Regions from separate parts of the Homo sapiens genome. Here regions 1 and 3 are each linked to region 2. A link is a contact called in ENCODE Hi-C or POLR2A ChIA-PET data. All regions are on one chromosome and are shown on one strand. Each heading gives the region's core, a stretch centred on a gene start or an enhancer-like site at or near the end of the contact. The rest is flanking DNA. Distances are from core to core; before and after follow the strand shown. Region 1 has its middle 72 kb from the start of SUPT20HL2. Region 2 holds the start of PRDX4 (peroxiredoxin 4). Region 3 overlaps PDK3 (pyruvate dehydrogenase kinase 3).

Evidence for each region. A loop is a pair of places that touch in the nucleus more often than their neighbours do. ChIA-PET counts read pairs that join two places held with the same protein, here RNA polymerase II (POLR2A). Pooled maps may share reads with other maps.
Region 1: a map with no recorded cell type shows a loop between it and region 2 (10-fold over the local background). The contact joins the enhancer-like site here to the promoter of PRDX4 in region 2. A Hi-C loop is called at or near these places in 1 of 37 single-sample maps with no recorded cell type and 4 of 50 pooled maps. POLR2A ChIA-PET finds 5 or more read pairs at or near these places in 2 of 52 experiments (BJ and WTC11).
Region 3: a map of B cell shows a loop between it and region 2 (14-fold over the local background). The contact joins the enhancer-like site here to the promoter of PRDX4 in region 2. A Hi-C loop is called at or near these places in 1 of 168 maps with a recorded cell type or tissue (B cell), 3 of 37 single-sample maps with no recorded cell type and 10 of 50 pooled maps. POLR2A ChIA-PET finds 5 or more read pairs at or near these places in 1 of 52 experiments (activated CD4-positive, alpha-beta memory T cell).

The regions. Positions count from the first base shown.
Region 1 is chrX:24,241,070-24,243,769 of GRCh38, forward strand. No RefSeq gene overlaps it. Among named protein-coding and RNA genes, the nearest start is that of SUPT20HL2, 72 kb to the right of the region's middle. RefSeq lists an enhancer at 1,662-1,741. Within about 2 kb of position 1,287, at least 6 of the 41 ENCODE cell types and tissues checked have a DNase peak (open chromatin) inside an H3K27ac peak, as active enhancers do.
Region 2 is chrX:23,666,050-23,668,749 of GRCh38, forward strand. PRDX4 (peroxiredoxin 4) reads left to right here and starts at 1,444. Exons shown (of 7, transcript NM_006406.2): 1 at 1,444-1,762. The coding sequence starts at 1,522. RefSeq lists an enhancer at 1,203-1,497 and silencers at 1,247-1,426, 1,777-1,906.
Region 3 is chrX:24,479,445-24,482,144 of GRCh38, forward strand. The region is part of intron 1 of PDK3 (pyruvate dehydrogenase kinase 3); the gene reads left to right. Among named protein-coding and RNA genes, the nearest start is that of PDK3, 16 kb to the left of the region's middle. Within about 2 kb of position 1,332, at least 16 of the 41 ENCODE cell types and tissues checked have a DNase peak (open chromatin) inside an H3K27ac peak, as active enhancers do; they include B cell, where a contact is called at or near this core.

The DNA of each region.
Region 1 (2,700 bases), core at 37-2,536, 570 kb after region 2:
CCTTGAAAATGTTGTGTTAAATGAAACATACCAGATGTAAAAGGACAAATAATATATTATCCACTTATATGAAACATCTGGAATAGGCAAATTCATAGAGGCAGAAGGATAGAGGTTACCAGGGGCTGGGGAGAGAAAGAATGGGAAACTATTGCCTATGCTACAGTTTTTGCTTGGGATGATGAAAAAGCTCTAGAAATAGATAGTGGTGATATTTAAACAACTTTTTTTTTTTTTTTTTTTTGAGATGAAGTCTTACTCTGTTGCCCAGGCTGGAGTGCAGTGGCGCTATCTCGGCTCACTGCAACCTCTGCCTCCAGGGTTCAAGCGATTCTCCCACCTCAGACTCCTGAGTAGCTGGGATTACAGGCACCCTCCATTGTGCCTGGCTAATTTTTGTAGAGACAGGGTTTCACCATGTTGGCCAGGCTGGTCTTGAACTCCTGACCTCAGGTGATCCACCCGCCTTGGCCTCCCAAAGTGCTGGGATTACAGGCGTGAGCCACCGCATCTGATCTAAACAACATTTTAAATATACATAATGCCACAGAATTGTACACTTAAAGTGATTACAATGATATATTTTAGGATATGTACATTTTACCATTTACCAAGAAATATTGTGATATAAATTTACTTATCAAAATCCACCAAGTTATTTTGATCCACGAATAAGTCACATACAATAGGTAGAAAAGCACTGCTAGATTATCTTTAATAACAACCTAGATATTTTAGCCATATGAAGAAAGGTTTAAAAGTTATGAATTGGTACATTGTGAATGGCGCAGCCACGTTTTTTTGAAGTATATTTTGTTAGGCACAAATGATCACATGTTGAATTTATCAGTTGTGATGCTAACTTAAGGGACCCTTAGTGTAGAATGACTGTTCTCTTAGTAAAACATCCTGGCTTGCGTGCAAAAACCTTACATGTCGTTATAATTTGCCACCATACGTGTCAAAATCTGCAAGAAAATTTGAAAATCATCTAAATCACTTAGAATGGTAACAGAACGGAAATTAATCATAATTTTTTAAAGAACAATTGCATAATACGCAAAAATTCCCTATTAACAAGAATATTTGATTGGCTGCTTAAATCTTTATTACCAGAGTTTGTTGTGTTAGGTGCTATTCTCAAGGGGCTGGGGACCCTTGTTCACAGTGATGGGTGCCACCTACTGGATATACTAATATTTTCTCTGACAACATCAGAAATTCTCTTTCAGGACTCTTTTGGAAGCGAGTATTCCCTCCCTTCCCTTCCCCCTATCCCACTCCCACTAGCCCCATGTTAACACAGCTGGAACGGAACACAGAATTCCCATGAGGCTATGACAGGCAGCTTCTGACCTGGATCCCCTGAGTGTGGGCTACACTAGTGACTTGCTTCTAATGAACAGAATAGGACAAAAATGATGGGATGTCCCATCTGAGATTAGGTTACAAAACACCGTGACCTTTTTTTTTTTTTTTTTTTTTTTGAGACATGGTCGTGCTCTGTCGCTGAGTCTGGAGTGCAGTGGCATGGTCACAGCTCACTGCAGCCTCAACCTCCCGGGCTCAAGCCATCCTCCCTAATAGCTGGGACTATAGGCACATGCCACCACTCCCAGCTCATTTTTGTATTTTTTTGTGAAGACAGGGTTTTGCCATGTTGGCCAGGCTGGTCTCAAACTCTGGTCCTCAAGTGATCCGCCCACCTCGGCTTTCCAAAGTGCTGGGATTACAGGCATGAGCTACCACGCCTGGCCAAGACTGTGGCTTCTGTCTTGATTGCAAACTGTCTCTGATGCCTCTTGCGTGCTTGTTCTGAGGAAGCCAGCTACCATGCTGTCAACCACCCCATGCAGAGGTTCACATGGCCAGGAACTGAGAACAGCTTCTGGCCAACAACCAGCAAGAAACTGACGCCCTCAGGGGAACCAAGGCCCTTAGTCCAACAGCTTGTGAGAAACGGAATCTGGCCAACAACCACGTGAGTGAATTTGCAAACAGATCCTTCCCTTGTGAAACCTTTAGATGAGCCAGTAGCCCCGGTGAACATTCTGATTGCAGCCCTGGGAGAGACCCTGATTCCTGCAGCATAGAAACTGTGAGAAAAGAAATGTGTCGTTTTGAGCCATTACGTTTTAGGATAATTTGTTATGCAGCAGTAGGTAACTAATTCAGGGGCCCAAACTAATTCTGATGGATTTTCAAAAGCTTTAGAAGTTTCCTGTTTGAATTTGGCTTCATAAGCCTCAGTAAAAACTTTCTACTGTGCTTGCTCGTTTAGCCTGTTAGACCTTGTGTTCCCAGGGGAAAACTTTTGGACGCTTCTGGGGCCACTCAGTCTGTAGTCCTGCAAAGATGTCACAAAAGGTAAATCTTGATCATATACCATGTGAATGAGTGTTCGAAGGTTAGGTACACTTTCCAGAGGAACATGTATTTTTTTTTTTAATCATTAATTTTCTGTTGCAAGAGTATAACATGAATACACTCTCCTTATGAAAATAAGTACGTTATAAATAGAGTCCTCTTTGACAGTAACTCAATCTAGGTCCCTCTCCTCCCCACCTGTCCCCACCCTCAGTTATGAGTTTGGAGTAAATCTTTCCAGACCTAAAAAAAAAAAATTACATAAACACATGTGTTTGTTTTTGCAACAATGATACTCTCCTTCCATATCATTCACTTTTTTCATTACTCACT
Region 2 (2,700 bases), core at 194-2,693:
GTTAGAGGGATAAAACGCGAGCTATTCAGAGGCAGAAAGGTCAGTTTCCCTTTGAGGGGCGGGGGTGGCGTGGGATGAGGAGGCTTTTTGGGAGAGATGGGCGTGGAAGGATGTCTAACAAGTGCTGGCGGCGAGGGTCGTTGGCACTTCAATGGTGGGAAGACAGCCATGGGCGAAGCTTTGTGGAAGAAATAGGTGTGAAGGATGAGAAGGCCTACAACAGTGCTGAGGGCGCGAGGCCAGTCACCTGCGAAGTTTTGTGTACAAGATGGGCCCAGAAGGATGAACAGGGTCTAAAACAGTGCTGAGGGTGGGAGTGCAGAAGATCGGTCACAAGTGACGACACAAGGTGGTCTTAGTCCAGTTGGTGGACGCTCGGTGGCCTGGGCCTGCCCCCAGTGCGCAGACGCACACGGCAGGTTGCAGCGGCAAGCGGGGCGGTGCCCACGGCGGGGAGATGGGTGGGGAGGGCAGGGAAAAGGCCAGGGGTTGGGTGATGGGGTAATTGTCAGAAAAAGGAACAACACTGCTGGGAGAGTTTTCTGGTAACTTTTCAAGTCTTCATTTAAATTAAAAAAAAAAAAAGCTGTCTTTGAAACAATAGATTAGGTCACTAAAAACTGCCTGTACGCCCTTGCATGCTGGAGGAAAGTAAATGGTTAGACCTACCCTCCCTAAGTTTTTCCAGGACTTAAAAGAGCTGCAAGTAGTGCAGATCATGGCCCCGTTCACACAAATCACTTCAAGAAAAAAAATTAGTAAATGTCTATTAGATCTTGAAACTTATTCCTGTCTATCTGGAACTTGGTAACCTCTGACCAACAACTAACTCCCCATTCCTTCCCTCTCGCCTCGCCTTCCCTACTTCCCAACCTCTGGTAAGCAGCAGGGTAAATACAGTCAATAATAATGTATATTTCAAAATGAATAAGAGTAAATTTGAAATGTCTCACCATAAAAGTCATAGGTAAACAAGGCGATGGATAAGTTAATGTGATGTAATCATCCCACATTGGATACATATTTCAAAAAATCACATTGCATCCCACGAATGTATACAATTATGATTTGTCAAGTAAATATAATTTTTAAAAACGTTAAGTGACTTTTTAAAAAGCTTATTAGAAGTATAAAATGCAAGCCATTCACAAGCATATAGGTTAGATTCCGCTTGTGAGGGGCTTGTGTGCAGTGGTGAGGCTTTGTGGAAGAGATGGACGTGGAAAGATGTCTAAAACAGCGCGGAGGTCAGGAGACCTTGTCGCTGCCTTCACAGAGTTGGGCAACGCTCCCGGTCCTGGTCAGCCGCGGGACGCAGGCGCAAATGCAGGCTTGGGATGGGGGAGGTGCGGCCGGCGCCCACGTGGCGGGGCGGGGAGCAGATAGGGGGGGTAGGGGGAGGAGCTGGTCTCGCGAGGCCGCGCCCCGGTTCGCGCGGGCGTCGTGCACGCGGTTGTAGCTGCCCGGCGGCGGCAGAAGCGGCGCTCGCGCCAAGGGACGTGTTTCTGCGCTCGCGTGGTCATGGAGGCGCTGCCGCTGCTAGCCGCGACAACTCCGGACCACGGCCGCCACCGAAGGCTGCTTCTGCTGCCGCTACTGCTGTTCCTGCTGCCGGCTGGAGCTGTGCAGGGCTGGGAGACAGAGGAGAGGCCCCGGACTCGCGAAGAGGAGTGCCACTTCTACGCGGGTGGACAAGTGTACCCGGGAGAGGCATCCCGGGTATCGGTCGCCGACCACTCCCTGCACCTAAGCAAAGCGAAGAGTAGGTGGTGTCCCGCCAAAGGGTGGGAGGGGAGATTCCGGAGACACGTGTACCCCGGTTACACCCCCGGAATCTGGGCTTGGGCGGCACCCCCTGGGCTGCCTCCGGGCCCTGGGCGGGCCTGGTTCTCACCTAGGAGGGCGGGGAGGGGAATAAAGGGGAGTTCTAGCTGTGAAGAAAGGTATGGTTTCCACTGATCAGATTTTAGAAGAGGTAGTGGTTACCCCAAAAGCCGCAGCTGAGGGAAAGTGGGTGGCCCTAGTCCCGAGTTTGCATCGAGGATGTTGGGCAAACTGAAACAGTTCCTGAAACATCTCAAAGTGCCTTCAGCACATCCTGTCTTTTTCAGGTACTATTTCAGCGAAGGAAGACATTGATAGGTTGAATAATGATTCACAAAAAGTTTGATTAAACAGAAAAGTTGCTAAACACAGTGCTCGGGAGGTCAAACATTTCATTTTTCTTTCTTCCTTTTTGTTTGCATCTTACAAAGATTATTACTGAAAGCCACCTTCCCCAAAGCCTGTGTAGTTAATGGATATTCCTTATGTTTCTCAGACATGAAGAACCTATTACAGAGTGTACTTTTGAGGGAAATGGGGGAAAAGGTTAGAAGTATGCATTTGGGTTGATGATAAACCTCGTGGCAAATTTGTGTCCTGCCAATTTGGTTTTTGATTATTTGCATTTCTGTCCAGTGTACAAAGCTAATGGCCACTTTCAGGAATGACACGTCAGACGAAGTAGATACTGTGAAAGTTGTAGCCTGCTACATCTGGATGTTAAAATTAACCAAAAGTGAACAGTGGCTATAGATAAAGGCTGTCTCTTGCTTGCTATTCAGTAACCTGCTTTTCCTGCAGATCATTTGACATTCTGTAGGTGTGTAGTTGGTTTTTATGGTTCAGTTACAGCATGTTCCATGCCAGTATTCAGTG
Region 3 (2,700 bases), core at 82-2,581, 810 kb after region 2:
TTGACCTGAGCTTGACTTCAGTGAAGCTATTGGAGAAGGAAATTAAAATGGACTCTTGGCTGGGCACAGTGACTCACACCTATAATCCCAACACTTTGGGAGGCCGAGGCAGGCAGATCACCTGAGATCAGCAGTTTGAGACCAGTCTGGCAAACATGGTGAAACCCCATCTCTAATAAAATACAAAAAAAAATTAGCCAGGCGGTGGCACGTGCCTGTAATCCCAGCAACTTAGGAGGCTGAGGCAGGAGAATCGCTTGAACCAGGGAGGCAGAGGTTGCAGTGAACCGAGGTCGCGCCACTGCACTCCAGCTTGGGCGATGGAGTGAGACTCCGTCTCAAAAAAAACAAACAAAAAAAAAAGGACTTTATATGGCACCTGAAAAAGATTCAATAGATTCGACTAGCACTTACTGAGTACTTACCAACTAAAACAGGATATCATCTAATTCTCACAACAGCCATGCCCATTTTACCAATTAGGAAACTGAAGTTCTGAGCGGGTAAGAAGATGACTCACACGTATAATAGGTAGTAGAGCCACATGTCTGCCCGCCTGATCGTCTTACCACCTCTTTATAGCAGAGAAAGTAGGTGAGGGATTGGGCGCAGTGTGTGAGCAAAACAAACTGGAGGAAAGGACCATCGAGTGCATTGTCACCGCCTCCCAAGCATTACCACATCCTGAAGCACAGCCGTTTCCTTCTCGAGTTTGTTTAGTTTTTATCTTCCCCATTTAAGATCATCTGAAAGTGAAAGGGAAAAAAAGAGCTGACACTGAAAAGTCTCTTACAGAGTACAAAGATGTTTGTGATCAGTTTCCCAAGAGGCTGAAATAAAACTCAAAGGTGAAAATAAAGACAACAGTACATGGGTAAATAAAAAATTGGGGATGCTTAATAGCCATTGTCTGGGCTTGAGGAGTTCTTTGATTTGTTTACCCTCATTGAATTTTCTATGATTAGATGCTAGTCCATGGTTCTCAGTCCTGGCTGCTCATGAGAATTGTCTGGGGAGCGCCTGAAATGAGTGACACCTGCTCCCTACATAAACCAATTAAATCAATTGCTGCGGGTAGGAGTCTAGGTGCTGGTGCTTTTGGGTTACCCAGGCGATTGTGTAATAATATTCTTCCAGAGTTAAAACCACAGTGTTAGAGCTGGTGAAATTTTTGCCCAAGAGCTATGAACCACTTTAGGGGATAGAGTCTGTGAGTGAGATGCCAAAGGTTAACACCGAAGTCATTCTGGAGTCCATCAGCATTAGTTGAAAGTTCTGGATTTGGAATGAAATGGAAACTAAGAAGCATTGGGAAATTGCCAAGGCATATTCATTGCCTTTGAGGAGCTCATAGATAAATGAGAAGCTGGGACAAATACATAAATTTACGTATGCTAGTCAGAAGGATGAATCATATAATTTTGTGGTATCTTTTTGCTGCTGTCCCTACCTCGCCCTTAAAGGTTTTTGAAATAAGGGTGGTTTCTGGGAACAGGTAAGGTGTTAACCCAATTGTCCTTTATCCAAAATGTTGTTGGAGGCTTTCTGGATGGAGATCACAAAGAGAAGAACAAAATGTAAATGTGCATACTCTTTTTCTTTTTCTTTTTTTTTTTTTTGACAAAGTCTTGCTCTGTCGCCCAGGCTGGAGTGGAGTGGCGCGATCTTGGCTCACTGCAAGCTCCGCCTTCCGGGTTCACGCCATTCTCCTGCCTCAGCCTCCCCAGTAGCTGGGACTGCAGGCGCCCGCCACTGCACGCGGCTAATTTTTTGTATTTTTAGTAGAGACAGGGTTTCACCGTGGTCTCGATCTCCTGACCTCGTGATCTGCCCGCCTCGGCCTCCCAAAGTGCTGGGATTACAGGCGTGAGCCACCGCGCCTGGCCCCTTTTTCTTGACTTCCACCTTTTTTCCTTGGCTGTTTACTCCTAGCACTGCTCTCCAGAGTTTTCTTAGAATTTATATTAGTAGGCAAGGTTAGTGTATGATAAATAACTGTATAGAGAGACAAACAAAAATCTTATCCTCTTAGACTAATTCAGTGGGAACTTGAGCTTAGAGACTGATGTGGTTTGGCTCTGTGTCTCCACCCAAATCTCATGTTGAGTTATGATTTTCAGTGTTGGTGGTGGGGCCTGGTGGGAGGTGATTGGATCATGGGGGCAGATTTCCCCCTTGCTGTTCTCATGATAGCGAGTGAGTTCTCATGAGATCTGGTTGTTTAAAAGTGTGTAGCACTTCTCCCTTTGCTCTCTCTCTCTCCTGCCACCATGTGAAGATGTGCTTGCTTCCCCTTCGCCTCTGCCATGATTGTAAGTTTCCTGAGGCCTCCCTATCCATGTGGACTGTGAGTCAATTAAACCTCTTTCCTTCATAAGTTACTCAGTCTCAGGTAGTTCTTTCTAGCCACATGAGAACAAACTAATACAGAGATCATCTGTAATCTTCCCAATTTTACACATGAGAAAGTAGAAGCCCCAAGTAAGGAAGAGACTATGCCAGTCATCAGCTAGTTTTTGGTATAACATCTTGGCCACCTCTTCCAAAGGGAACCAGAAATTATTCTTTTTATGAGGCCAAGGGAACTTACATTTGTGTGCCACTCTCTGCTAAACACAATAGTGGTTAGCTGTAATTCTCACAGCGTCCACATTAAGTGTTTCCATTTCTTGGATGAAGAGTCTAAAGCTTAGATAGTTT